2 separate regions of the Homo sapiens genome follow, and region 1 is linked to region 2. A link is a loop called in an ENCODE intact Hi-C map of the cell type or tissue named here. Cell type or tissue: K562. All regions are shown on one strand. Each heading gives the region's core, and the rest is flanking DNA. Links, peaks and the distances in the headings are about the cores only. Region 1 has its middle 45 kb from the start of NUDT7. Region 2 holds the start of WWOX-AS1 (WWOX antisense RNA 1).

The links. A loop is a pair of places that touch in the nucleus more often than their neighbours do. Peaks named below come from ENCODE experiments on the same cell type or tissue, not always from the same donor. Only the 100,000 strongest peaks of a DNase experiment are listed, where the experiment ranks them.
Region 1: a loop joins it to region 2, with 4 times the contacts of the local background. A loop is called at or near these places in 6 of 110 quality-filtered maps.

What each region holds. Positions count from the first base shown.
Region 1 is chr16:77,669,493-77,684,786 of GRCh38, reverse strand. No RefSeq gene overlaps it. Among named protein-coding and RNA genes, the nearest start is that of NUDT7, 45 kb to the left of the region's middle. RefSeq lists an enhancer at 672-841. In K562, for the core only: a CTCF peak has its summit at 8,872 (motif pointing left); a DNase peak (open chromatin) is centred at 8,846; H3K27me3 peaks cover 369 bases.
Region 2 is chr16:78,228,693-78,243,986 of GRCh38, reverse strand. All of the region lies in intron 5 of WWOX (WW domain containing oxidoreductase), which reads right to left. It overlaps WWOX-AS1 (WWOX antisense RNA 1), which reads left to right and starts at 2,236. Exons shown (of 4, transcript NR_184272.1): 1 at 2,236-2,789; 2 at 5,799-5,899; 3 at 6,305-6,355; 4 at 8,990-9,325. RefSeq lists a silencer at 3,121-3,415. In K562, for the core only: a CTCF peak has its summit at 8,602 (motif pointing right); a DNase peak (open chromatin) is centred at 8,606; H3K27me3 peaks cover 641 bases.

The DNA of each region.
Region 1 (15,294 bases), core at 3,979-11,978, 560 kb after region 2:
GTGGAGCTTGGTCAGAGACCTCAGAAGCCCATTCCTGCATTGAGAATCCTTGACCTAAAAAGGATCTTATAATTTATTAATACCTTCTTCCTAGATAGAATGCTCCTAAACAAATTTTTTATTTGTTTGATTTGCCTGCTTGGGTCATATGGTATAGAAGAATCTTTCTCCTTCTCCGAACCATCAAGGTTTTTAGTAGAGTTAAGGTTGTTGATACGACTTTGAAAAGCTTTTATACCGCTAGGCTATTGAAGGTAATTAGACTGATGCCTTGCCTTCTTCTTTGTTTGATTTTTCTCTTGGATGTTTCTTGATTTTGCTCCATTTATTAAAATCACACTCAACAGACCTACGAAAGCATCCGCTTGTAAGGAGAACTCATATTTAGCTTGAAATCAGCTAAGGAAAGTCTCCTCCAACCACACTGATTGCAGAATGCAACGCATAATTAAGTGTTTACTGAAAAAGCCAGCAAACAGGGCCTGGGGGAATATGTCAGAGCAGCTCTGGTCTCCATAGCAACATCCAATGAGCCTTCCAGAATAATGAATGTGTTCTCAGGATCACTGATGCAAAATGACAAAACGGCAGCTAAGAAGAACAGAAAATCAACTACATCATTATGTTCAGAGAATTAAATATTTAATATCTTCGCTTTCTCTCCAGCATTCAATAATCCACATTTATTTTTGGTTGTTTCTAAGTTGCTTAAATGGAGGGCAACTGACATCTGTTGAGTACACCCATAACTGCACGTCTCAATGCCAGTTACATAGCACTGTGGAACACATTTTAAGCAATTAGGAAAATGTAGTGTCAAAAATCACAACACAGTTTTTATTAGTCATGATGCTAGACTATCCTCTCCCACTGATGAGAATATATTCTGCTTGAAATGAAAAATTAAAAAAAAAACACTCCAAACCTCTTTGGGCAATTTTCTTTCCTCATTGAGAAGTGAGTTCTGAAATTGAGTGGTCTTGGAAGGAGGTGGGTGGGGTTGAGGAGCTGCCAGTTTTCTGAGGGTGTTAAGTGCTCAATGAATGTTTTCCTACATGGAATCTTGGAGCCACATCCCTGACTCGGACACTTGGGGCTAAGGAAGCCTCAGCAGCCACAGCCCAGACATCTTTCTCTCCACTTTTTGATTTTCTCATGAGGTAACTAGGCATCAGTGGGTCAGGGCTGTCTCCTATTATCAACAAGATAATTTACTTTGACTCAGTGACATCACCATCCATGACAGGCAATCAGACTATACATGTAAAAAACAAAAAACACTAGCTCAGTGGTCACCAGTCAGTGCTAACAGGAGGACCAATGCAAAAGAAACTATGCAAACTAAATAAAGACGGGGGTCTGAAGGAAAACTTACCTTTATTTTCCCATCTCTACGTTTGGGAGATTTTTGCTACAGGATACTTATTTACGATATATTGCTGAATAATTGGTTTAGCATAATGGCATATTTATGTGTGTGTAAGCATATTCATATATACATTGTAGAATAGTAATACTACTAGTAATCACAGTAATATTATTTATTGAACAACTATGACTTGTCATGCACTTTGCTGGACAGTTTCATGTTTATTGCATATGATTATCATAACGACCCAGCAATGCATTTTATCCCCATTTCCATATAAAGAAACTGAGATTCAGAAAAGCTAGATAACTTGCCCATGACTAGAAAAGGATAGGTGAGAATTCAAATAGAAATTTGCCTCCAAAAATGGTTTTATAGGAATGTGTATGTTTATATATGTACCTGGGGTGCACCTCATGGGCCATGGTTAGGTAGTTTCATGAAGCTGGATGAGGAATCATGCTAGTTAATGCAACACCAAGGATGTATTGCAGCCTAACAAGCCCATCATCTTCAAAGTGTGTGTAACACGTGGTGAACGCACTTGCACCGTGGCGGTTTCCTTTCTCCATCTGAGGATTCCACAGAGTGCTCCAGCGGAGTTTGTTGCTTCCTCTGAGAAACACTGAAGAGGAGGTGGGTAGCAGCCAGTCAAACCGCCGGAGACAAGCTGCAGCTCTTGATAATAAATGTGTGCAAGCCTGGCTGTGTGGAGTCGGGAGTATCGGCTGATGCGTGTTGTGCTGAAACCAGCCTCCATTAGGTGAGAATCACCCTGAATGGGAGTTCTGAAATTTAAAGTTTCTACTGGGATATGAATGAAATGGAGGAGAGTGTGTGTGCATTATTAATATAGTCCTCATCATTCATTACCTTTGGCTTTTAGGATCTTGTCTCTCACACAGCCTCTCAATAGATGACTATAATTTGGAGGTTGGATGACCTGAGACCGTTATGTAGACGAAAGCCAAAAATTTCTAGAACTGCGATATGCATCATTACTTTTCACAATTCCCTGTAGCAAAGAATATGGATTTATTTTTTTTTTTTTGGACAGGGTCTCACTCTCTCACCCAGGCTGGTGTTCAGTGGTGTGATCTTGGCTCACTATAGCTTTGAACACCTGGGCTCAAGCTACCCTCCTGCTTCGGCCTTTTGAGTAGCTGGGACTCCGGGTGTGCACAACCATGCCCAGCTAGTTTTTCAATTTTCTTTACAGACAGGGTCTCTCTGTGTTGCCCAGACTGGTCTCGAACTCCTGGGCTCAAGCAGTCCTTCCACCTCAGACTCCCGAAGTGCTGAGATTATAGGTGTGAGCCACCATAACGGCCAGAATATTACAGTTATGAGCAAGACACATCAACCTCTGTACTCATATTCATAAAAATTGTAGTAAGTATTCAATAATTGTTAGAATGATGATGTAATAAAATAATAACCAAGGACTTTTTATGGACTATCTCATTTAATCGTTATAGCGATGCTTTCAGGTGAAGAAACTGATGCTTAGCAAAATTTAGTAACGAGGTCAAGGCCACAAAGCTGATGAGAGATAGAACCAGCAGCATTTTTGTAGACCTGACAGCCAATTCTAGGTTCAGTTTCTAGTTATTTTTGTAGAAAATCAGAAGTTAACTAGACAGATATTCAAAGCTATCCTTATTTGTAACATATTTCAGTTAACGAGATTAAGACCATGATGCATTTAATAGATAGGGCTTATTCTGTGTTAATCAATGCATTCATTGGTCCATGCAATATGATTGAGTATACACAATGAGGCAAAGTCTATACTGAGTACTGAAGAGATAAAAATAAGTAAAGTATAGTTCCTTGAGAGAGGCTAGAAAATCTTATCATAAAAGGCATACACAGGGTATTAGGAAAACCAAGAAAAAGAATACTTCACTCAGGTTTAGAAGTGGGAGTGGAGTTCAAGGTAGTTGCACAGAGCCAGTAAGATAAGTCAGAAAGCTGTTGTAAATGTAAAGAGGAATGGGCCAGGGCATGGCTGGGAAATGTAGAAGGGTAGGGTAGGGTGACAATCTGAATATATAATTACTGGGTTACTTACTAAGAGACCTAGCAGTCGTTTCCCTTTCAACTTCTCCCCAACCATGGAGCAAGAACAAGGTTCGAAGCAGCTTAAAACCAGAAGGCTCTTTGGATTAAAGATAGTTGAAATTCCCAGCATTTTGGAGTTCCTAAAACAACTCAGGAAACTCATGCTCCTGCTAACATTCTGTTTTCTACAGCACCTTTGTCCCAGGGGTAATTACAGGGCATCTTTTTTTTTTCCTTCACACTATAGCTCCTTTTTCTTTCTTTCTTTTTTTTTTTTAAGAAAATCATTTGTCTTATTAAAAATGACCAGTATGAGAGGCCAGGTACGGTGGCTCACGTCTGTAATTCCAACACTTTGAAAGGCTGAGGTGGAAGGATTGCTTGAGCCCAGGAGTTTGAGACCAGCCTGGGCAACTTAGCAAGACCCTGTCTCTACAAAAAATTACCCACGCTCCTGCAAAATAAATAAATAAATAAATAAAGACCAGCCTGGGAATGTAAAATAGCGCAGCCACTTTGGAAAACAGTTTGGCAGTTTGTTAAAAAGTTACACATAAAACAAGTTCAGGCCTGGCACAAAGGCTCACATCTGTAATACCAACACTTTGGGAGGCTGAGGCATGAGTATTACTTGAGCTCAGGGGGTTGAGACAAGCCTGGGCAACATAGGGAAACCTTATCTCTTTAAACAAAACAAAACAAAACAAAAAAAGCTGGGTGAGGTGGCATGCACCTGTAGTCTCAGTTACTCTGGAGACTGAGGTGGGAGGATCGCTTGAGCCCTGGAAGGTGAGGCTGCAGTGAGTAGTGATCATGCTGCTGCACTCCAGCCTAGGCAACAAAGCGAGACACAGTCTCAAAAAAAATAAATAAATAAAATTCAAAGTATTAAAAATTAGACATAAATTTACTATATAATCCAGCAATTCTATTACAATGTATCTACACAAAGGAACGGAAAACACGTGTCCACATGAAGACTTGGACATGAATTATCATAGCAACATTATTTGTAATGGTTGAAAACTGGAAACAATCACAAATCCATTGAATGGTAAATGCTTAAACAAAATGAACTGCATCCATAAAAGGAATATTAATCAGGAATAAAAAAGGAACAAAGCCCTGTTACATGCTAGAATGTAGATGAATCTGAAAAACATATGCTGAGTGAAAGAAGCCAGATGCAAACACAGTTTCTATGGTGGCATTGACGTGAAATGTCGTGAAAAGCAGAACTTTAGCAACAGAGGATTAGGGGTTACTGGAGGTGGAAATGAGGCATATAACCTCAAACTGACACAAGGGACCTCCTTGGGCTAACGGAAATGTTCTAAAACTGGATTATGGCACTAGTTGCATAACTGAAAATTTACTGCAAAAATCATTGAATTGTACACTTAAAACAAATGAATTTTATGGTACTGTATATAAATTATATCTTTAAAAATATTTTTATAATGATCAATAGCCTTCTAAAATTTTCATTTAGGTTAGATGGCATATCTGAAATGTCATTTTAAACATTAACAACTATAGCAGTCATTTTGGCTCCACACTCTAAAAAACACAACTTTCAAAGCTGTTTTATTCTTTGGCTTAGGAAAGAAAAGAACACAAGACTTTAAGATGGCTCAGGGATTTAGTAAGTCATTGAAGCTGAAACTTTCCACCATGTTCATTGAAATTAAAAGATTATGATTTGCAGATGTTTTCCAGTGGGTCTGGACTGTTTGTCAGCATTTCAGATTCTGTAGAACTTTTTGGGCATGCAATGGAGCAATTAGTGCTGACAGCCCTTTTCTATAATTGTGCTATATCTAAGGCTAGCCCTGGAAATAAACGGTGTTGCTCAACTAACAGCTACGAATTAGCCAAGACAAGAGCATGTTACTTTCCTTTGGTTATGTATCAAATTAGCATTTCACAGGATCGCATGTCTTTTTTGAAGAGCCATGAAGCAGACATTATGGACGCATTTAAAGGAGTCTAATTTGCCTCGATTCTAGTTGTATGTATTAAGCCAACTTTTCTTGGATAAGGACTGAAAGGTATGTAGAGAAATTTAAGTCTAGGAGAGAGATTTATAAGATCAGCACAGATCATTCCCAAGAATCCAAGCAGGCATCGCATGACATTTCAGACTTAACCTTTCACCTCCTAGGAGAGCTGGGTCTTCTGCTCCAGGCTTCCACAGTGATTAAGAACAGTCACTAGTCTCAACCACGCCTATGTTTTGAGTTCTGATTCTACCACATGTTACAACCTTTTTTTGTTTGTTTGTTTGTTTTTTTGAGACCAAATCTCGCTTTGTCGTCCAGGCTGTAGTGCAGTGGTGTGATCTCGACTCACTGCAACCTCCGCCTCCCAGTTTTAAATGATTCTCCGGCCTCAGCCTCCTGAGTAGCTGGCATTACAGGTGTGTGCCACCACGCCCAGCTAATTTTTGTATTTTTAGTAGAGATGGGGTTTCACCATGTCGGCCAGGGGTGGTCTCGAACTCCTGGCCTCAAGTGATCCACCCACCTCCACCTCCCAAAGTATTGGGATTACAGGTGTGAGTCCCCGTGCCAGGCTTTTTTTTTTTTTTTTTTCCTGGGACAGGGTCTCACTCCTGTCTCCCAGGCTGGAGTGGCAGTGGCACAATCACAGCTCACCACAGCCTTGATGTCCTGGGCTCAGGTGATCGTCCCGCCTCAGCCTCCCAAGTAGCTGGGACTATAGGTGCATTGCTAATATTTTTTGTATTTTTAGTAGAGATGGGGTCTCTTTATCTTGCCCAGGCTGGCCTTGAACTCCTGGGTTCAGGCAATCCTTGCCCCTCGGCCTCCCAAAGTGCTGGAATCACAGGCATGAGCCACTGTGCCTGGTATCTCCTACTATCATTGCAACTTTTGGTGAATGATATGGTTTGGCTGTGTCCCCACCCAAATCTCATCTTGAACTGTAGTTCCCATAATCCCCACGTGTCGTGAGAGAGACCCAGTGGGAGGTAATTGAATCATAGGGGCACTTACCTCCATGCTGTTCTCATGATATTGAGTGAGTTCTCACAAGATCTGATGGTTTTATAAGTGGTTCTTCCCACCTTCTCACTCTGCACTTCTCCTTGCTGCTGCCACGTGAGGAAGGATGTGTTCGCATTCCCTTCCACCATGATTGTGGACTTCCTGAGGCCTCCCCAGCCATGCTGAACTGTGAGTCAATTAAGCCTCTTTCTTTATAAATTACCCCGTCTCGGGTATGTCTTTATTAGCAGTGTGAGAATAATCTAATACAGTGAGTACCTGACATTTTTTAATCCTCAGATTTTCTGTCAGAAAACATAAAAATTACGTCTGTTCCAGAGGGTTTTGTTTTGCTTCTGTTTGTTTGTTTTTGAGACAGAATTTCGTTCTTGTTGTCCAGGTTGGAGTGCGATGGCACCGTCTCAGCTCACTGCAACCTCCGGCTCCCGGGTTCAAGGGATTCTCTTGCCTCAGCCTCCCAAGTAGCTGGGATTACAGACGCCCACCGCCATGCCTGGCTACGTTTTTTGTATTTTTATAGTGACGGGGTTTCACCATGTTGGCCAGGCTTGTCTTGAACTCTAACCTCGGGTGATCTGCCCGCCTCAGCCTCCCAAAGTGCTGGGATTACAGGCGTGAGCCACCGCACCCGGCCCCACTGGGTTATCGTGAGGGATTATAAAAATAATTTATATGGAGAGCTTGGCCCAAATTAGGTATCACAAAACATAGGCTATTAGTAACGGTAGTTGTGGTGTCCTGTAGAATCTTCTATCAGAGATAGAAGCACTGTTTTGTAATTATAGTTTAGAAACATCTAGAATGTGTTCAGATGTGAACTATTTGAGGAAGGAAATATCTTCTTATGTTCTTGGCATGAAGCACCGTGCCTGTCACACTGTGTTCCTCTATAAATATTTTTCTACTCATTGAGCTGAATGGTGCCTCATTTTATAGATGAGAGAAGCAAGCTCAGAGATGGTGAATGGTTTCCCTAGGTTGCATAATCTGTGCTATGATGGAATCCAGTATTTCTGGTCCTTCGCCTGAGGCATTTAGCCCGGTTAGCAAAATAGAACGATTGGCTGGGAAAAAGCTGGGAAGTGGGGCAGATTCATAACACACTGGCCAGGCTGCAGATCAGGAGGGTGCTCATGTTTTTAGCTGGACCTCATGGTTGGTTGCCTGAACCACTGTCTCCCTAGCACCTTTCATACCCTGAACTCTACTTTTCACTGTGCCTACCCAGCAAAACCTTAACATTGTGTCAGTAGTGAATTTTCCTTCCCTATTCTTACTCCCAGGCTTCTGAACTTTATGGCAGAAACCCATGTGACTAGGCAGGATGCTACATTACAAATTTTTGGATTCCAGTGCTTAATGAAGTACCTGGGACATAGTAGGCACTTGGTATGTCTTTGAGAGAGTATGTGAATGAGTGAATGAATTAACATGTCTTAGTTCAAAGTCCTGTAGTTGTCTTTGGTCAGCTCCTCTCCCACCTCCAAAGTCATTGAAGGCAATATAAGAGCAGCTGTGAGCCCATTCTCTGGAGTTTAGACCCAGTGGCACCATTTCCTATCAGCATGCTCTTGGGCAATGCACTTCATCTCTTGTCTTTGTCCTCATCTAACAATAGGGATCTCTTTGTCCTCATCTAAAAATAGGGATAGTAAGAATATTGACTTCATTGGGTGAGTGAGAGGAATTCATGCATTAATTCACGTAAAGCACTTCGCACTTGCCTGGTACATCAACGAATATTGTCCTATTATTATTATTATTACTCCTATAACCAACACAACCTCTGACTCCCAAACTGGGGAGGAAGATTTTGCTCTTGACTTGAAGGAGAGATTTGGATCCCTTAGGTGTGAATGATCTCACATTCTAAATTCCTACTCCCAGATTTTAAACCAGGGAGACACGTGGTCCAATTTGTATTCTAGAAAGAGTACAACTTCAGGAGAGTTACTTCAGAATAAGCCAAAATGTAGAACTATAGAAATTTAGAGGAGAAATAAGATTTGAGGGTCATTTATTAAATAAGATTTGAGGGTCATTTATTAAATTTGAGGGTTATTTATCAAATACGCCAAAATGTAGAATTATAGAAATTTAGAGGAGAAATCAGATTTGAGGGCCGTTACTTTTAATGGCGAAAACTGCACTTACTTTTGCAACCTAATAGAAAACTTTCACCATCCATTTGGGAAAATTGCAATCCACAGTTGAAGTGACTACCAGACTGACTCCAGGTCTCGGGCATATTGAGTCCCAGCTCCAAGTATTTAATATTTCTCATGCTGTCATCTCTTAGCGCACAGGCAAAAATGTGTCCTGTGCTTTTTAACCTCCTCTGACGCTGGTGGGTCTGTGCCATCCTCTCGTTTAGGTCTAACGGGGAGAATGTGTTGTATAATCCTGCCCTCTGCTGGATAGTGTGCATATTGCAGCAAAGGGAAGTGCATGAGAAATCCGTCAATAAAGCCAGCCAGATGTCAAACTGAAAGATTCTCCCTGCAAGGAGAAATGGCAATCCTGGGGTTCCTTGGGGTGTGTGTGAGGGATTTCTTGGAATTCTGGTACCAGGATGGAAAGCGTAGTCTTTTATTAAAGGAGCGGGGGCCGAGCAGTGGGGGGTGATAATGTTTCTTTCAAGAGGAATATTGGAAGCGGCCACTCCTTTAGCCACCCGTGTAATTGTCATTCTTTTACTAAGTCTCAAACTCTTTCCGTATTACTAAGAGGTGTTTTGCAGGAGTCCTGGTCTATTCTACTTTGTAAGTCTGTGAACATTTAGAAATTGGTTTATCAAGTCCCAGAAGAGTGCATGCAATGAATCTACCCTGTGGACAAAAAAATTTGCCAAGCATAGTCAGTTTTATAAAAGATGATCAAGTTAAACCGGGACTGAATGTAGCTATGAGTATAACCATTATTATGTCAAGAGGGTGACAGCTTCACAACGAAGCCTGTAATTCTCCATCACAGCGTTTATCTTGCTTATTGAATTCCTTAGACTTTCTTACAAGGCTACAGACTGCATAAGGGCAGGGATCATATTCACCTTATTTTGCTGCTGTAGCCCCAGAATTTAGTAACAGTGTCATGTACACACGAGATCCTCAATGATTAGTTCTTGCCTGACCAACTGAAAATCCTGTTGACTGTCTCTAAAGTCGTGTTGATAGCTGATAGGTGAAAAGTTCCTTTGTGTTTTTGGATAAATATCTGCAGTGTGGGTCATCGTGTTGCAATTGTTTAGTCTTCGACTGTGACCACAACACAAGGAATCCATGGAACTAAAAGTACATATTTGAGCTTAACTTTCTGAGCATTGAGGCTACCAACTCCTTAAAGGGGCAACCATGTGAGTAACAAGGCTTAATTTGATTATTTACTAATACAAAATGTGTGCTTTTATTAACTAGGGTTAGAGTTTTGCATTTACTGGCAATGAGAATTTGGGCAAGCCATTTATTGACGCTAAGCTTCTGTTTCTGTATGTTTCTGCGTGGAGATACAAGTAGTATCTATTTCATAGTTTTGTTCTGAAAAATAAACGAGTTAATTTATTTAATTTACTTGGCTCCAAGGCTTATACGTGGAAAATGATCCGTAAATATTATCAGTAAAAGAAGCGGGAGGAAGATACAGGAAGGAGAAAGAAATAGCTATGGTTGTTTTTTCAGATACAATTGGTGATTTCATTGCCCTTGTTATATTACCTATTAGGCATAATGTTTGTTAAATCTCATTAATTCAAACTACCTTTTTTTTTTTTTTTTTTTTGAGACCAAGTCTCGCCCTGTTGCCCAGGCTGGAGTGCAGTGGTGCAAACTCAGCTCACTGCAACTTCCACCTCCCGGGTTCAAGCGATTCTCCTGCTTTAGCCTCCTGAGTAGCTGAGATTACAGGCACCACACCTGGCTAATATTTGTATTTTTAGTAGTAACAGGGTTTCACCATGTTGGTCAGGCCGGTCTTGAGTTCCTGACCTCATGATCCGCCTGCCTCGGCCTCCCAAAGTGCTGGGATTACAGGTGTGAGCCACCGCGCCCGGCCTCAAACTCTTTTTTTTTTTTTTTTGAGACAGCGTCTGGCTCTGTCGCCCAGGCTGGAGTGCAGTGGCGCGATCTCGGCTCACTGCAAGCTCCGCCTCCTGGGTTCACGCCATTCTCCTGCCTCAGCCTCTCAAGTAGCTGGGACTACAGGAGCCCGCCACCGCTCCCGGCTAATTTTTTGTATTTCTAGTAGAGACGGGGTTTCACTGTGTTAGCCAGGATGGTCTCGATCTCCTGACCTCATGATCCACCCGCCTCGGCCTCCCAAAGTGCTGGGATTACAGGCGTGAGCCACCACGCCCGGCCTCAAACTCCTTTTATATAGAGAAACCACATTTTAGGTTTTAAGTTGCTACATTATCTAGTTGGAGAAATTACTTAAAAATACAAAATTAGCTGAGTGTGATGGTGCGTGCCTGTAATCCTAGCTACTTGGGAGGCTGAGGCAAGAGAACCACTTGAACCCAGGAGGCTGAAGTCACAGTGAGCCGAGATGGAGCCACTGCATTCTAGACTGGGCGACAGAGACTCCATCTCAAAAACAAAACAAAACAAACAAACCAAAAGCAGTATTTCATTTTTTTTTCTTATTTCAAAAAGTAATCCATTCTCACCATGGGGAAATTTGAAAATATAGAAAAGCACCAAAGGAAAAAAAAATTACCATTAACCCCACCACTCAAAGTTAACTACTCTATAACCTTTATGGATTTTTACATTTTATACAACTCTTATTAAAATCATTCTGCCTTGTAACTTTTCTTACTTGTCATGACTCCTCTCCCACACTATCAGAAATCAAGTTTTAGAAGAATATTTAAAGACTGACAGTACCTGGTTGCATGGGTTCACCGTAACAGAGGTAACTAGAACCTTGTTGCAGGATGTGAGATGGTTCCAGGCTGTACTCTATGACAATCACATTGTGTGAAGCCACCTGATGACCTAAATCCTTGCACGGATTCTTTATACTTTTATTGGGGGTAGGTGTTTTGGCAGTGGAGTTACTGGGTAAAAAGATATCCATGAATATACTTTTCTCAATACCACACATGGTTTAATTATCGGAATCAGATCTCAAATATACACTGAACCTCAAAAATGGTGAGGGATAAAGAAAGATCTTCTGTCTAAACTCCAAATTCTAGCAGGGCGCGATGGCTCATGCCTATAATCCTAGCACTTTGGGAGGACGAGGTGGGAGGATCACCTGAGATCAGGAGTTCAAGACCAGCCTGGACAAAATGATGAAACCCCGTCTCTACTAAAAGTATAAAAATTAACCAGGCGTGGTGGTGCACACCTGTAATCCCGGCTACTTGAGAGGCTGAGGCAGGAGAATCGCTTGAACCCAGGAGGTGGGCGTTGCAGTGAGCCAATATCCTGTCACTGCACTCCAGCCTGGGCAACAGAGTGAGACTCTGTCTCAAAAAAATAAACAAAAATGGACTCCAAATTCTGGCCTTCTTTTTTTTTAAATTTTATTATTATTATATTTTAAGTTTTAGGGTACATGTGCAGGTTTGTGGGGTGGGGGGAGGGGGGAGGGATAGCATTAGGAGATATACCTAATGCTAAATGACGAGTTAATGGGTGCAGCACACCAACATGGCACATGTATACAAATTCTGGCCTTCTTTAACCTTGTTGACTCTCTTGGTGCATTTACCCAACTCCTCTGCCATCCATTTTCCACCCTTCTGAAGGGCAGTTCGCATTGCTCCTTGCTCCTTCCCTGGGAAGTAGTAGTGACTCTGGGCCATGGCCCTGGTAAGTGTTTAACAACTGACTCTCCAGAGAAGTGAGGGATGCCCTCATGTGTAGCATTTGCCTTCTGTATTAGTCAGGGTTCTCTAGAGGGACAGAACTAATGGCATATATGTATATATGAAAGGGAGTTTATTAAGGACTGTTGACTCACACGATCACAAGGTAAAGTCCTACCATAGGCCGTCTGCAAGTTGAGGAGCAGGGAAGCCAGTGGTGGATCAGTCTGAGTCCCAAAACCTCAAAAGTAGGGAAGCCCACAGTGCAGCCTTCAGTCTGTGGTCAAAAGCCCCAGGAGCTCCTGGCAAACCACTGGTGTAAGTCCAAGAGTCCAAAAGCTGAAGAATTTGGAGTCTGATGTTCGAGGGCAGGAAGCATCCAGCAGGGTAGAAAGATGAAGGCTGGAAGACTCGGCAAGTCTGCTGTTCCATCTTCTCCTGTCTGCTTTCTCTAGCCGTGCTGGCAGCTGTTTAGATGGTGCCCACCCAGATTGAGGGTAGGTCTGCCTCTCCCAGTCCACTGACTCTCCAATGTTAATCTCCTTTGGCAACACCTTCACATGGGTATTATATGCACAATGCTGTGAGATCAAGATAGTTATCGCCAGCTTCGTGATCACAGACACACCCAGGAACAATACTTTGCATCCTTTAATTCAATCAAGTTGACACTCAGTTATTGACCATCACACCTTCCACGGTGTAAATTCCCAGCATGGCCAATTTTAAGCCACCAACATGATATCCCTGAACATGGAGCTGGGAAGGGAAGTGCACAAGTGGCTCTGAAGAGCTGGAATGAGCCAGCTCTAGCATACCACTGTGGGTACCAATGAGTAGACAAAACAGCCACCTGTCCCCTCTTCCTTCCCTAAGGGAGCTATGAAGGCCAAGAGACATGTTGCTTTTCTCATTCCTCTTTACCTTAGGCTCCCGTCAAAGCCTTGAGAAGAACCAATTGTCATTCCAGGTGAAAAAAAAGCACCTCACTGTCCCTCTTTACCTCTCCCAAATATTTTCCATCTGGTTGTAGAGACATTATATTTCAAAAAGTTACACATGCTTCCTTTTCATAATTATTGGTAAATAGTTTAACATGCAAACATCTAATTGTGGGAATGATAACTGAAATCTGCTTATACTAACATGGAAATGACTACCATAAAATCACTTCCTGTTTAGATCGTGTTAAACATACTAGATGGGTTTCAGAAACATTCGTTTGCATTAACAACTTCATTTTACAAATTAAAAAAATCAAAACACAGACAGGTTCCTTAGTATGTCCAGTTGGATTTCAATTTTTTTGTGCAAATATTTGCAGAGCATCCCGGCATATATAAGGGTTCATATTGGATGCAGGGATGGATACAAAGCTGGACAATTTGAAGTGCCCCATATTGGGCATTTCCTAGTGTCAAGAAATGGGCTAGAAATTTTACATATCACCTATGTGGTTTAGTCTTCATGATGAGCCTGCATGGAAGGTTGTTTTCATCCCTGTTCCATAAAAAAGGAAACACTTTTGGGATCAAACCCAGCTCACTGACTCCTGGCTGCAGGTCTGTTTTCTGAGCCACTCAGTATTGGTCTGCTTAAGCTGCCATAATAAAATACTATAGTTTGGTATTGGGTTGCTTAAACAACAGAAATTAACTTTCTTGCATTCTGGAGGCTACAAGTCCCAAATGAAACTCCAGCATAGTTGGGTTCTGGTGAGGGCTCTCTTTTTGGCTTCTTGCTTTATCCTCACGTGGCTAGGGAGGTGGGGTTGGGGGAGAAAGAGAGAGTGTGCTGCCTAGCTCTGGCCTCTCTTCCTCCTCGTATAAGGACACCAATCCTATTGGATTAAGGCCCCACCCTTATGGCCTCATGTAACTTTTTTTTTTTTTTTTTTTGAGACAAGGTCTTGGTCTTTTGTCCACGCTAGAGTACAGTGGCTAAATCTTGGCTCATTGCAACCTTCTTCTTCTGGGCTCAAGCCATCCTCCCACCTCAGCCTCCCAAGTAGCTGGGACCACAGGTTGGTGCCACCATGCCCAGCTAATTTTTGTATTTTTTGTAGAGACGGGGTTTCACTATGTTACCCAGGCTGGTCTCAAGCCCTGAGCTCAAGCTGTCTGCCCACCTTGGCCTCCCAAAGTGCTGGGATTACAAGCGTGAGCCACTGCACCCGGGTGACCTCATTTAACCTTAATTACCTCCGAAAGATTCTGTCTCCAAATACAGTCACAGTGGGGGCTGGGGCTTCAACACAGGATTTTTGCTGGGACACGATTTGGTCTATAGCACATTCCAACATGCTTCTTTCCCTCCAACAGTTTCAAATATATGTATTTGGGTGCATATGTTTGAAAATGATCATTGGAACTCAGCTCTCTTTCCCCCAACTCTGTCATCCCATGTGGCTTACACCGTTAAGAAGAAAGATGGGCTTTAATCAAATGTTAAATGGCAAGCAATGGAAACAAAATACTGGTTTACACCCCAACCTAGATGATTCTCAAATGCATTATATGATGTAAAAGAAGTCAGACTCAAAAGACCACTAAGTGGATGATTCTGTTTATATGACATTCTAGAAAAGGTTAAACTATAGGGATAGAAAATGGATCAGTGGCTCGTGGATCTTTTGGGGGTAGGAATTGGGATGGAGAAAGGAGTCAAAGCAGTATGGGGGAATTTTGGTGGATGGTAGAACTGTTCCATATCTTGAGTGTGATGATGGTTATACAACTGAATGTGCTTGTCAACTTGCAGAACTATGCCATAAAACGTATTTTCTGTTTACTGTATGTAAGTTTTACTCAGAGTGGCTGGGATTGCTGTCGTTCATGTCCTGTCACGTGAAGTCTGGGGATCCAAGCTGCTCATCCTAGCTCTGCCCTTCTGCCTCCTTGGGTGTACCTTATGGGGACTCTCCATATACAATTTGTTTTTATAGTAGCCAGCCACTCAGCAAACATAATTTTTCTTTTTCTTTTTATCTGTGTCCTTATTGATTTCTGTGTCTGGGAAAC
Region 2 (15,294 bases), core at 4,539-12,538:
GAGTGGAGATTGGGTCAAGGACAGGAGCTTCATTATCTTAAATGAATTAATGCGGGAAGAGAAAACCAACTACCACATGTTCTCATTTGTAAGTGGAAACTGAGCATTGAGTACACATGCACATAAAGAAGGGAACAATAGGCCAGGTGCGGTGGCTCACGCCTGTGATCTCAGCACCTTGGGAGGCCGAGGCAGGCAGATCACTCGAGGTCAGGAGTTCGTGACCAGCCTGGCCAACATGGAGAAACACTGCCTCTACGCAAAATACAAAACTTAGCCGGGCATGGTGGTGCACACCTGTAGTCCCAGCTACTCCGGAGGCTGAGGCACAAGAATCGCTTGAACCCAGGAGGTGGAGGTTGCAGTGAGCCAAGATGGTGCCACTGCATTCCAGCCTGGAAGACAGAGTGAGACTCTGTCTCAAAAAAAGAAGGAAACAATAGACACTGGGGCCTACTGGAGGGTAGAGGGTGGAAGGAGGGAGAGGACCGAAAAAGCACCTATTGGGTACCATGCTTCTGACCTGGGTGACAAAAGAATCTGTATACCAAACCCCCATGACATGTCATTTACCTATTTAACAGCCCTGCACGAGTACCCCAGAAACTAAAGTTTTTTAAAAAATGAAAATTAATAAAAATTAAAAGAAATCACAGATGTTTGCATATCACATCAGTTACTGCAGATATTTCAAAATATCATTTACACTCAACACTACTCAAAAGTATAGGTGTTAGTAGATACACTATTACCTCTTGTGATTTAATGTACTATAGAAGAAACGTGTATTACTATAGAACAATAAAAATGTTGATATTTGTATTTCAAAAACAAAACAAAGGAATAAGGGCTTCCAAACTTTAAAATGCAAGAGAGCATCATGGGATGACAGTGGAAGAATGGACCTGGGTGAGAGGAGGCTAGGATGGGGAGAGGGAAGGGAAGGCTCACATGTCTCTTTTTTTGTTTTTGGTTTTTTTTGAGACAGTCTCCCTCTGTTGCCCAGGCTGGAGTGCAGTGGTGCGATCTCAGTTCACTGCAACCTCCACCTCCCAGGTTCAAGCAATTCTCATGCCTCAGCCTCCCAAGTAGCTGGAATTACAGGCGCACACCACCATACCCAGCTAATTTTGTTATTTTTAGTAGAGATAGGGTTTCACCATGTTGGCCAGGCTGGTCTCGAACTCCTGACCTCAAGTGATCTGCCTGCCTCGGCCTCCCAAAGTGCTAGGATTACAGGCGTGAGCCACTGTGCCCGGCTGGCTTTCATATCTCTTATTCTTTCTGCTTCCGCTCTCTCCTGTCCCCTATTAGCCATGGGTTCCAGAGAGGAGAGAAGGCTCGGGAGAGCAGGGGACTCAGGAGGTCACCCTGCTACCCTCACCTTTTTAATAACCCTCCTCAAACCCTGGTTCCACGTCTCCCTCACTCAAGGATTTATGTCTCATTTTCAATGGAATGTTACATTTGGTCAGACCACGAAGAAAACTCCTCATTATAAACTAGGAAATGTGTGGAGAGAGAATTATTTACCCAAGGCAGTGCTCAATCAGTGTTGCCCGAATATTTATTTAGCCCACACACGGAGAAGTTGTGTTAATGTTTGCCAAAGAATGTAGCTTTATAAAGTAACTGGGTCAAAAAAGACAGCATATCATTTTACAAATAACTTTAAAATTGCTTAAGTTAAATAGCTGGGCTCTCTCAGGTTTGTCTTTTCAAAAACGCTGCAGAAACAATATCCAGAATTATGTCTAATAAAATACAGGTATTACAAAGTGGCTGTTTAGCCCATTAAAGAAAATGGAGAGTGAAATCTGAATTATTTCTACCCGAGGCAGAAGCAGACAAAGTTACCAAAATTATGTTAGGCCGACGTCGCAATTCTTCAAGTCTGCAGGGCGGCAAGGCTAACAGCTCCTGCACCAAGACTCTATTAGGAGAGCTGTATTTTTCAGTCAACAATGACAGGCATTCCATTTCTCAGCCTCAAATCTAGTGTAGCTATGGGGAATTCACCCAAAACATTTGCTTTTGCTTTATCAGTGGCATTTGTCTGCCTCAAAAGCCTTGTGAGGGAGAGGGCTACTACGTGACGCTGCCAGGCAATGCTGTTGGAGGCAGCTGATTTGATGGACAAGAAGGGGAGCAGTGACCACCTGGGTCACTCTGACTCCGCCCTCTCTGAGCCAAGTGAATCTGAGCAATGATGTCATAATAATCATCAATAGCAACAGTGGCTGCGCGTGAGGGGCGTGGTGGTTCACGCCTGTAATCCCAACACTTTGGGAAGCCGAGGTGGGCAGATCATTTGAGCTGAGGAGTTCAAGACCAGCCTGGACAACATGCTGAAACCCCATCTCTACTAAAACTACAAAGAATTAGCCAGGCATGGTAGCACATGCCTGTAGTCCCAGCCACTCAGGAGCCTAAGGCAGGAGAATTGCTTGAACTTCCCCAGCTTCAAGAGGAAGAGTCTGCAGTGAGCCGAGATGGCGCCACTGCACTCCAGCCTGGGTGACAAGAGTAAAACTCCCTCTCAAAACAAACAAACAAACCAAAAAAACAAATAGCAACAGCAACCACAATCATCATCACCATCAAGGCTGGAACAAGGATGAGGCAGGCAGGCTCTGATAGCAACAGGAGGAAGCAGACCAAGGAGGGAGAGAAAGGAAGGCAGAGAAGGGGAAAAAAAAACACAAATGATAATAATAGATGCTGACATTTACGGAGCACTTACTATGTGCTGGGAACCATGCTGACGGCACACCGAATCCACTGAACAGGTGGGTAAGTATCATGGGTCAATATCATTCTCATTTTAATGTTGACAGTCACAAGACTTTCATCTGTACAATGGGGGTACTGCTGGCTCCCAAGGCCAGTGTTGGTGGAATACAGTGAATAGAGGTGAGTACCGTGTGACAGGAGGCTGCATCAGTAAGCAGGGGCAGCCAGCCAGGTGAGGAACATGCCCACTGAGATGGAGGTCAGGACGTTGAGAGATCCCCAAATTGCAAGTTGTCATCCTGAGACAAGCGATACCTTGCTGGACACTAATTCATTCTTGGAGTCTCTCCCTCTCAGCCCTTTGGCTTCATGTTCTGGAGAGAATGACCAGAGAGACCCATTTACTCAACGCTTCTCAATGAGACAGGGATCTTCTAAAGGGCACTGTCTTATATAGATCCTTGCACCTGCAATACCTGCCTGGCCCAGCCTGGCCCTCGCAGGTTCTTGTGAAATATTTGCTTATGAGTAAGCAAATGCATAACACGAGACGGCTGCTCTGGAATGACAGTTGCGAACACAGGAGGCTGCTGAGACTTCCAGAGACTGTAGATAAAGAACAAAGACCCTGTGAAGTTCCTCCGGGAAACCAGATGTGGCAGTGTGCTAGGGCTGCCCTAGCGTATCAGCACAAGCTCAACAGAAACTGACTCTCACAGTTCAGGAGACCAGAAGTCTGAAACCAAGGTGTTGGCAGGGGTGACTCCTTGTGGAAACCGTGCCAGGTTTCTCTCCTCGTTTCTGGGGGCTGCCCATGACCGTGGCATCTCTTGGCTTGTAGACGCATCACTCCAATCTCTGCCTCTGACTTCACAGAGCCTTCTCCTCTGTGTCCTCTCCTCCTTTTTCTGTTTTGTCTTTTGGTGTTATTTTTTTTTTAAGAGATGGGGTCTTGCTATATTGCCCAGGCTGGCAATGAACTCCTGGGCTCAAGTGATGCCCCCTCCGCAGCCTCCCGAGTAGCTGGGATTGCAGGCACACCCACCACTGTGCCCCCTGCTTTCCTCTTCTCATGAGGATAACCGTCATTGGATTTAGGGCCCACTCTAAAGCCTGAATGATTTAACCTTGAGATTCTTAGCTAATTACATCTGCAAAGACCCTGTTTCCATATAACGTTACATCTGTGATTCTGTGTGGGTGTGGATTTTGGGGAGACGCTATTCCACCCACTACCCTTACACTGCAACTCACACCCACACTGACAGCTTCCCTTGCCTGTGTCTGTCCAACTGGCTTAGAACCGGAGCATGGCATCGTCACCATGGACTTTGAGAATGTATAAAGACAGGTGCCTGGTCCCATTCCCTGTGAGTCTTGAGGAAAAAAGAAAAGTGAGCTTCAAAAACTAGAAGAGCCAGCCTGGTGTGGTGGCTCACATCTATAATCCCGGCATTTTGGGAGGTTGAGACTGGCGGATCACCTGAGGTCAGGAGTTCGAGACCAGCCTGGCCAACAAGTGAAACCCTATCTCTACTAAAAAATACAAAAACTAGCCAGACGTGGTGGCATGTGACTGTAGACCCACCTACTCAGGAGACTGAGACAGGAGAATTGCTTGAACCCAGGAGGCGGAGGTTGCAGTGAGCCAAGATCGCGCTGCTGCACTCCAGCCTGTATGACAAAGCGAGACCCTGTCTCAAAAAAAGAAAAAAAGCTAGAAGAACCAAATCACTAATGCCTAAGCAAGAACAGAGGGGATAGAGGGGCCTGGGAAGCAAGGCCTGTAAGATCCCTTGACAATAACACACCAGTCCCATGAGCAGGAACACAAAACATTATCCCTGGACCCAGTTCTCCATCAGGGTCTCAGCATGAATGAGGCTCTTCCTTCCTCACGGGGATGGGAGGACCACCCTGCTTTCTTTGCCCTTCCCAGGAGGAAGGGAACAGCACCTTCCCCATCTCTGCCAGCATCTGTCCATCAAGAGCTGGTCAACAGCTTAGACTCAGGGGATGCCACAGTCCACATTACAGTGTCACTGGGCCAGGGCTGGGAGAAGCCGTGGGAGAAATGCAGAATGGGGAGGCTGAGGCAAAGTCAGGATGAACCAAAATGTGGGTGAGCACCAGACACAGTGGCCACCTGAGGAGGAAACACACAACAGCTGAGAATCCACGGGGGATGCGTGGCCAGGTTAGAGCATCCTGGAATCAGGCAGGTACGAGGAGTCCACGAAGTGGAGAGGTGATGCAAATCTGCAGGCCTTGGGGACAAGAGCACATCAAACCCTTGGGGGCCGATGCCTTCAGTATTCCTAATTCCTCCATGTTAGAAAGGTATTTTGGGCCAGGTACTGTAATCCCAGCACTTTGGGAGGCCAAGGTGGGCAGATCACCTGAGGTCCGGAGTTCGAGACCAGCCTGACCAAAATGGAGAAGCCCCATCTCTACTAAAAATACAAAATTAGCCGGGTGTGGTGGCACATGTCTGTAATCCCAGCTACTCGGGAGGCTGCGGCAGGAGAATCGCTTGAACCTGGGAGGTAGAGATCATGGCGAGCCAAGATCACACCACTGCACTCCAGCCTGGGCAACAAGAGCGAAACTCCATCTCAACAACAACAAAAAAAGTAATTTAGCACATATACTGCATATTACAAAATACCTTTGCGGGGTTTGGGGCAACATCCTATAACAATGACATTTCTATTTCTTCAGTGAAAATATGATTATTCAGCCTGGCCAACATGGTAGAGAAACCGCATCTCTACAAAGACACAAAAATTGGCTGGGTATGGTGGCACATGCCTGGAGTCCCAGCTACTTGGGAGGCTACAGCAGGAAGATCGCCTGAGCCCGGGAGGTCGAGGCTTCTCTGAGCTGTGAACACACTACTGCACTCCAGCCTGGGTGATGAAGTGAGACCTTGCCTCAAAAAAACAAACAAAACAAAATGAACATTCACACTAGAAAGGAGAAACAGGGACGCTAAAGCTGAAGTCAAATTTCACCACCAAATAAATTTGCTATAAATATACAATAAATTTGTTTTTGCTTTTCAGATCTCTTTGGGTTTTGGAATAACAAAAAAGGGACTGTACATGGATATTTCCAAGCTGGAACCGAGGCACTTTCTAGACGAAGGCAGCCTTATCCCCAGGAGGTAAGGTGTGGAAGTGAGTTGAGGGTTGAGGCCAGCAAGACTCAGACCACAGCCTCCTGCTCCAAACAGCCACATCACTTAATCTATTTTGTAAACCAGGCTTCCCTCAAGGGATCTGGTTTAATGAGAGAATTTGGGAGCTACAAAAAAGACTGAAAATTGTTGTTGGACATCAGATGCTGGCAAACTTTTTTTGTAAAGGGCTAAATAGTAAACAACTTAGGCTTTGTGAGCCAAGAGGCAAAACCGAGGCTATTACAGAGGTATTTACATAACAGGAGAGAAAAACAAATTTCTGCAAATTTTTTATTGATGAAATTCAAAACTTTATGACACTGAAATCAGAATTCCATATCATTTTCCTCCTTCAAGAAATAATATTCTCCTCTTTATTCTTTTTTGCAGATGATTGAAAATGTAAGAACTATTCTGAGCCTGCAGGCCATAGCCAAAGAGGTACCGGCTGTATTTTGTCCATGGGCAGGAGCTTGTGACTGCTGGTCTAGGTCATTCCAGGTCAACCAGGGGCCTCTCCCAGAGTGAGAACCACTGGTGATTCCCCAGAGTGGGACCAAGTGAAAGCACTTGGCTGGATCAGAGGGATAGGAGCCTGGCTGCTCCTAAAACAAGACACTACTTGCCTTTGATGTTCAAGTCATTTAAGAACGCAATTGCTTCCTACTCAATTTTTCAAAACCAAAATAACAAATACGATATGAGCCATAACTTAGCAAAATTACGTGTTTTAAACAGTCTCTTTCAAAAAACAATAGATTAAAAAGTGCAATATTTTTACCCCCTCTTAAATTGGAATCATGGTATAGCAGGCAGGATACAAACTTCTCATTTCCATTACACATTTTCAGTGCCATCATTAATCTGAATGACATCAACAAAATGCCCAATGCACATAAATCAGTCAGACTTTGAATCATTCCTGCAGCCTCTGAACATTTACCATGGAGCTCAATAAGCCAGGCAAGAACACAGATTTTTTTTTTTTTTTTTTTTTTTGAGACGGAGTCTCACTCTGTCACCCAGGCTGGAGTGCAATGGCGTGATCTCGGCTCACTGCAACCTCCGCCTCCTGGGTTCAAGTGATTCTCCTGCCTCAGCCTCCTGAGTAGCTGGGATTACAGGCATGCACCACCACACCGGCTAACTTTTGTATTTTTAGTAGAGATAGGGTTTCACCATATTGATCAAGGTGGTCTTCAACTCCTGACCTCGTGATCCTCCCATCTCGGCCTCCCAAAGTGCTGGGATTACAGGTGTGAGCCACCGGGCCCAGCCGTAGGAACACAGATATTATCATCATGGGACAAGTCATCCATTCCCAGATTCCATGACCCTCTCTGGTGTCCACTGTGGATTTCAGCACATGTTTAACTATGAAACTCTAGTCACGCTTTTTGATATACAGGTTCATGGTTACTAGTGTCTTATCCTGCTTGAGCCAAGAATATGCACTAACACATTAGACAAACCTTGAATTAAAATGGGCAACCCACCATCCAAATGGGGAAAGATGATTACAGACAAGTTCGTACGAGTAAACTACTTGAAGGCAATTCCTGTGCTTAAAATGGCCACGTGAAAGGTGTCCCTGACATGGAAAGGACAAACCATGAAATGACCCTTGAAGCTCTTAATGTGTCTGTCAAAAAAGCAAAGCCAACTGTCAAACTGAAAAGCCAAAATCATCACAAAAACACCTATTCTTCAGAGGCCTCAAATCTCAAACTATCTCCCACCATCCTTTGTAAGTATGTATAAGGAGGCCAGGAAACTAGCATTTGCTGAGACTTTATTCTCAGCTTTGTATGCTTTGCATAAATGATGTCATAGAACACATTGACAGTGAGAAAACTAACGTATTAACATTTTAATTACCTTGCCCTATCACGAGATTAGAAAGATTCAGATATGAGACATCCAAAGTCTGTGATCTGAACACCAGAGTCAGAGGCTGGCAACCTATGGCCCACGGGCTGAATCTGGCCCACTGCCTGTTCCTATAAATAAAGTTTTATTGGAACACATCCGTCCATTTATATATTATCTGTGGCTGCTTTCCTGCTGTAACAGGAGAGTTGAGAAGTTGCAACAGAGACCATAAAGCCCACAAAGCTAAAAATATTGACTATCCAGCCCTTTAGAGAAAAAGGCCATGCCCAGGCTCCTGTGGGTACCTGCTATGCTACAGCCCCTCTGCTGGGGGAAACCAGCCCACTCACAGGTTCCCAGTGAGGCAGGATCTCTGGGCAGTTCCTTAGTAATTGGTGGCTCTGTGACTTCCTTCCCCCAATCACCTTGACCATCTAGTCTGGACAATATGAGCGCCCATGACGTGAGGACAGCCTTGTAAACAGGGTGGCCTGGCTGGAAAGCCTTGTCCAAAAGGCACAACAGTGACTACACTGAACCCATCCCATGCATCCTTTTGAGAGTTAGAAGGAGGCAATTGCAAGCCGGCTGCAAAAGACAAAAGACACCAGAGACTTAGAAACCAGTGAAGCCACGCTGAAGATGCAGACAGAGAGCTAGAGACAAGGTCAGGGGCCTCTGTTGCACTCCAGACCCGGTCCGGAGGCTTTTCCATGCTTAGGGGCAAGGATTGTCAGGGTTCTGCTGTCCCTTTCTTTAACCTCCTTTATGATTCCCCAAGAGCATCCTGAGTGCACCTCCACTCCCTGCCACCAGGGGTCAGATGAGCCGGCCTGGCAGGCTTGTTTCCCTCCACCAGACAACAGCAAGGACCAAGATTGGCAAAGTGACACATCCTCTCCAAAAGAAGAACATGCAGAACAAATCAAAGAACACAAACCACGACTGACAAACACAGCCACACTCGATTTTAAAGTACTGAGCTGTTTGAAGAAAGGAAGCATGGCAAGGCCCCTTCCTACTAATAACAGTAACAACAATAATACTAAATATTTTATAATAATTTTAAATTCTTAATTATTTATGATATTTCCCTCCATTAACATCACGAACATCATTACGTGTGTGTGTGTATTTTTCTCATTTTAAAACCAGCAGATGAGAGTAAAGGATTTCTTTTTCCTCTCCCCCACCTCTTTACAGGACCTACTGTTAAGTTTTCAAGACCACCCAGAAAGAAATTTGAAGTTGGGTTTATATCCTTAATCCCTCAGTTAGAAAAAAAAGAAAAGTGAAGAAACTGCATCTCCAAGATCCTGCTATATCAACTTCAGTTTTTTGAAGTTAAATTTGATTTTTAAATCCCTTGGCTGATGAGACCTGTGTGGGTTTTTTTTTGTTGTTTTTTTGTTTTGTTTTGTTTTGTTTTATCATTGTACCTCTATTTTAAAAATAGAGACTTGTGGTTCTTTTTCCAAAAGCAGTCCAACAGAAAGTGAATGGTGGTCAATGCATAATAAAATGAGAGTTACCTTTTGACTTGGAAGAATTATTAGCATTTTGATTTGATGGGTTCTTAGCTCTTCAAATTCAAAAATACCTTATTCAAGTCTAGGAGTTTTCCAAATACTTCGGTTCTAAAGATTACCCTTTTTCGATGCTTTGAAAACTAAAAGGGCATATCAGAATAGAAATCTGGCTGTTGAATAACTTGTAAGCTCTGCAGAGACGTACAAAAACATGGCCACTTTAGCCAGCGGTATGGCGAAAGTCTGGGGCCCACACTACACACACACATATGAACTTCTCATGACCCTCAAGTATATTCATATGATATATCACAAATACCATAAAGCAGCATTGTAATAACAGGGAGGAATTGATTTTAAAAGGCCTACATCAAAATGAATAGTCATAAAAGTATAATAACCTAGACTGGAAAATTTAGGGATTAGAGCATTTTGAACATTATACCTCAAATTTATAAAGGCTGTATATTAACATTCACAAAGGTTTTTAAAGATGGAATAGCTATGTACACAGTGAATTTATTCTAAAATCCAGACTCAAAAAAAAAAAAGAATATGAACTCCTCCCCACCGTGTTCTGGACTAAAATCAATAAGTTCCCTTTAGGTAATTAAAATGCTGGTCCCACGACCTGCCATCCTATTCCCAGGCTTAGAATGTTAGGAACACTGTTTCTGCTTTGAGAATGGAAGAGAGCAGGTTACCCTGATGCCTCTGGGGCCAAACACAGGGGATACATTTTCCCAGTAGAAGAAATCAGCCCTGATCCTCAAGAAGAAGAACATATTGGCATATTTTAGTGAGACTGAGGCATACTGCATCTTGGGGTAAAAACTGAATCATCAGGCCAGGCACGGTGGCTCACGCCTGTAATCCTAGCACTTTGGGAGGCCAAGACAGGCGGATCACCAGGTCAGGAGATCTAGACCATCCTGGCTAACACGGTGAAACCCCATCCCTACTAAAACTACAAAAAAATTAGCCAGGTGTAGTGGCAGGCGCCTGTAGTCCCAGCTACTCGGGAGGCTGAGGCAGAAGAATGGCATGAACCCGGGAGGCGGAGCTTGCAATGAGCCGAGATCGCGATAGTGCACTCCAGCCTGGGCAAAAGAGCAAGACTCCATCTCAAAAAAAAAAAAAAAAAAAATTTAATCATCAAAGGAAAATGTTTCAAATTCTAGGGTAAGCTGACATGGTACACATATACAGCGAAATACACCCAGGGAGGCTGAAAGTCCAATAGGCCACCACAGCACGTTAAAAATGTCCTGTTTTACCTATAGTCAACAATAATAATAAATTATATATTTAAAAATTTGTTAAAAGGGTAGGTCTCATGTTAAGTGTTTTTACCACAATAAAATATTTGTTTAATGTCCTCTACGTGGCTATTATGATTGGAAAAGGCATACCTTGAACAGAGATGAATAAATCTGCATATCTGTGAAATGTCAGTTCAGCATGTTGATCGTCAGTAATCTTTTCAGAACATTTCAGATATATGAAAATAGCACCAATGTCTGAGTTTGAACCTGAACTGGTTTCAGCTAAAGTGATCATCTTCAGCCAAAATAATGGGTATTTCTTTCTTGGCCTTCCTTCTACAGACTTCTAAAAGACAGTGGAAGCACTGAATATCCTTTTAGAAACAAACAATTACAAATTAGCTGGGCATGGTGGCGCACGCCTGTAGTCCCAGCAACTTGGGAGGCTGAGGCAGGAGAATTGCTTGAACCCAGGAGGCAGAGATTGCAGTTAGCCGAAATAGCACCACTGCACTCCAGCCCGGTGACAGAGCGAGACTCCATCTTAAAAAAAAAGAAAAGAAAAGAAAGAAAAAGAAAAACAGCTACAGATATTCATTCCTTTTTAATTTCTTGATAAATAATAGACCAGTAAGAATCACATAAGAAGCAGTCTACATTTTTCAAAGAGTTTTTACAGATCCCATTTGATCTTCAAAAGGGCCTCCATTAGGAAAAACTAAATTCAAGTTTAAAACTATCCATTTTATTTCTCCCATAAAAATATATTCAGCCCCTGGAGATAATCTCCAAATTCCTCAGATTTTAAAAGTTAATTTTTCTTATCTTGACCCAAAATCTGTAGAAACAAGGATTTTTCACCAACAGTGAGCTCCCTTTTCATAAAATCCTTATCTACCAAGATTTACCTCTGCAAACCTCTACAGTCCCTGGTTGTGAGCCCCTGATGGAAGAAGCTAGCATAAAGAAGTTCACAACTACTGGGGAGGGAACGACCTGACAAGTTGCAAGCAAGAAAGGAGTGAAAAACTGAGTTAATTGTACAAGAATTTGTGTATTTATAAATGCAGGATAAATAAGATCACGTAGAAACTCTCTTTAGACTTCCATCCTTACTGCTGTAATTGAACGAACAGACGAATGTGTTTGACCGCAATTGCCCTAATACTATTTTTCCCATAAATACCTGAAATTCTTCAATTGTAAGTTTTCCTACTCTGGCAATTTTAAGGAAAGTGATTCTTGAGGCTGTGGGTGAAATACCACATTCATTTTTTTAAAAAAAATAAGGTATACTTACTTGTACTTTCTACCATTTTATATATATTCTCTGTTTAAATTGTGTAGCCCCTAATAGACTGCAAAGACAATGATAAAAAGGAACTTGCCTTATTCACAGGTACATCCTTGGAACTTAGTAAAGGGCTTAACCTCCATAGCAGGCAGTCAAGACTTACTGAATGATTAAATAAAAACACTGAATTCCATATTGTGCAGGAAAAAAAAAATCAAGATTAGACCTCAGAAAAAATTGACATGTCTAGTAGAACTTACTATCTGGGCAAACTTGAAGAGAAGTGCAATGGGAAGGCCTCCTCAAAAAAGACATTGAAATCAAGATGGGACCCGTTCCTACCCTGGATTTCTCTGAATCAGCTACTCCTTAAGTTCGTATTTTGTTCCACTCAGCCAATGGCAATTCCAGGAGAGAGGCAATTGATAATAATTATGTTTTCTGCCTTCTCTTGGGTTATGAATTTATCATGATGCAAAAGTCGAGCTACTCCGATGCCACGTTAACAATGAAAAACACCATAAAGACAAAAAGAAACTGAATTTAAGCATTTGGATTCTGCAGAGGAGTTTATTGAACAGATTAACTAAGGAAAGGCAAAGCTACACAATTATGGAAAACAGGTAGCAACACTCAGGCTGACTATTTTCGATGGCCACCTGAGAGCGGATTTCCAATGCCCTCATTTCTGTAGGTACATTATCCTGTGTTTTATTGTTAGTCACAGCTGCAAGTTGATTAATTTGCATTCAGAAATTCTAAGTGGCAAATGTGCAATGCATAGTAATATACATTTTTTTATGGACACTGTGAAAATGCCGAAGCCACATCTCATAAGTAACTCTTGCTCAACCAGTGAGTAAAATCCATAAAAGAGTTTGCAAAAGGCTTTGAAAGAGTTTGGTTTGAAAGGAAAACTGCAAGAGCAAATCCCTCTCCTCCACCCCAGCCCTTAAAAAACAAAACTAAACTAAGTCTGAAGCAAAACCAAACAAAGAGAACAGTTGGGTGATGTCAAGCTGCCAGAATCATAAATGTTGTCAGTTCACGTCCCAGTCTTCCTGCTCTCTTGGCATTGCCAATAAAATCCAGAAACACCAGGGATGACTCAGTACCACAGTCAGTGCGTAAATAAGGGATAAAGATACCTGTTAAATCCATTGCCTCAAAGCAATCATGGGAGTTTCTTAAGAATACTGAACCTCCTCTCCGTTTTCTGCACTAAAGAGATAAGGAGTGGCATGGAGAATCTAAATGTGTGGAAAATATATACCATTGGTGTGAGAACACATATTGTGATAGGTGTTCCCCTCCATCAGCCCCCTAGTCTATACTCCTAGCTGCTTTATCTTCCAGATCATGCCTCCCCTGCTCAAAGTGAATTTGCCTTCCCTTTCACACTGACCTTAGAAGTGGATCTGAGACCATGCTTCCTAGCAGGAGAAAACAACTTTTCCATTTGAAAACCTTTGCGAATTACCCACAACTCTGACAACAGGTGCTCAGCAGTTGATAGTATTCTTTTTGGAAAGTTTTATCAACCACTTAAGTTAACTTGAAGACGCCTAACAGCAGGATATGGTCAAGCAAACATGTTCATCAATTAATTCAAATGCAATTTTAGTTTACTTTTATATGATTTCCCATGCTTAAAACTACTAATTGCTTTCCCAGGCTGGCTGCATGAACATGGCCCAATCAAAGGATGCAACAGTCAAATGCTTGTGTACATCATGTTACCTGTCCATTTCCATCAGAGACATCATGGACACAGCTGAAATACTAGGCCTGGCCTTTTGTAAGTTCATTAGAGCATCACAAACATAACTGCAGCTATTCTCACTGTTTGTGACTCTGTGATTCAAATGTTTTCACAAACCTTCCCTGGCACTGCGTATTAGATGGATTGAAAGATGCTGAAACGTAAGGCCGGGCACGGGCACGGTAGCTCACGCCTGTAATCCCAACACTTTGGGAGGCCGAGGTGGGAGGATTGCTAGAGCCCAGGAGATCGAGACCAGCCTAGGCAACATGGTAAAACCCCATCTCCACAAAAAATATAAAAATTAGCTGGGTGTGGTGGCATGCACCTGTAGTCCCAGCTACTAGGGAGGCTGTTGCAGAAGGATCGCTTGAGCCCCAGAGGTCGAGGCTGCAGTGAGCCATGGTCATGCCACTGCACTCCAGCCTGGGTGACAGAGTGAGATCCTGTTTAGAAAAAAAAAGAAAGAAAGATGTTGAACTATACACAAGAAATGAAAAGAAATAGCTGAGATATGGCTCTTGGGGAGAAAGAACAAAGCATCAACTAATAGAATTCAGAAAGAAAAGGAGGTACTCATCAAGGCACTCTGCTAAGGTTTGACTAATGGGATTCCACATGGTCTGCATGTTTATGGCTTAAATGAGCTACCAACACTGAAACTGTCCACTTAATTAGCCCCCAAAACAAGAAGTACAGACTGTGAGTCTGAGACCTACAGAGACTCCAAAAACAGAAACTACCATCGCCTCAAGCTAATCACTCTAAGTCCTAGAAATACATCTGAGGTTGCAAACAGTCCATTTCATTCATTATTTTATATATATATATATATCTCTATATAGATATAGATAAATATATATACAGATATACATATAGAGAGAGATAAAACAGAAAAAATCTAAATGTCTAAAGGACCAGATATAAGTTAATCATAAAACGATGACAACAAAAACAAAGGCTTCTTGAGTTAAAAAGAATGGAAAATATTTAACTAGAGTTAAAAAGAAAAGCAATTTGATCAAGAGTCAGGAATTGTAGGTTCTAGTCCTGGCTCTTTTTATTCTTTTTATTTATTCCTGTTTTTTTTTTCATTTCTTGTATATACTTCAAAAAGGCAAAATATTTATAAAGTCCTTCTGAGTATGAACACTATGATTCGTAACCTCATCTTTGCAATGGAAAATTCACTAGTATATTAAATTCAACCAATGGGAGAGGTTAGGTAGATGTATGATCACATGCTGGAAGAAGCTACAGAGAGGGTTATACAAACGGGACATGCTGGTATTATGAGGTCAAATAACAAGTATCTTAGCACAAACCAGCCCTGGCATAATTCAGGATAACAAACAACACAAGGTGCAAAAATAGAAGTAAGTACACATCAAGTGGACATGGAGCTTCCTGTTAGATTTGACCTTCCGCATAATCACCACAAAGGATTTAAAACAATTAAGTTGAAGTTTACGGACACTTGGCACAAAAAGCCACGAGAGCCTCACCCAGGTAGAGTATTTCCACACCTCCAGGAAGGAGAGAGTGGTAAATGAAGGGTCTTCCAGCAGACTCTGAAATGAAGAAGGATGAAACTTCAATGACATATCTGTCAACTAATGATGTTCACCAGAAAGTTTCAATTTTAAAAGTTCTACAAG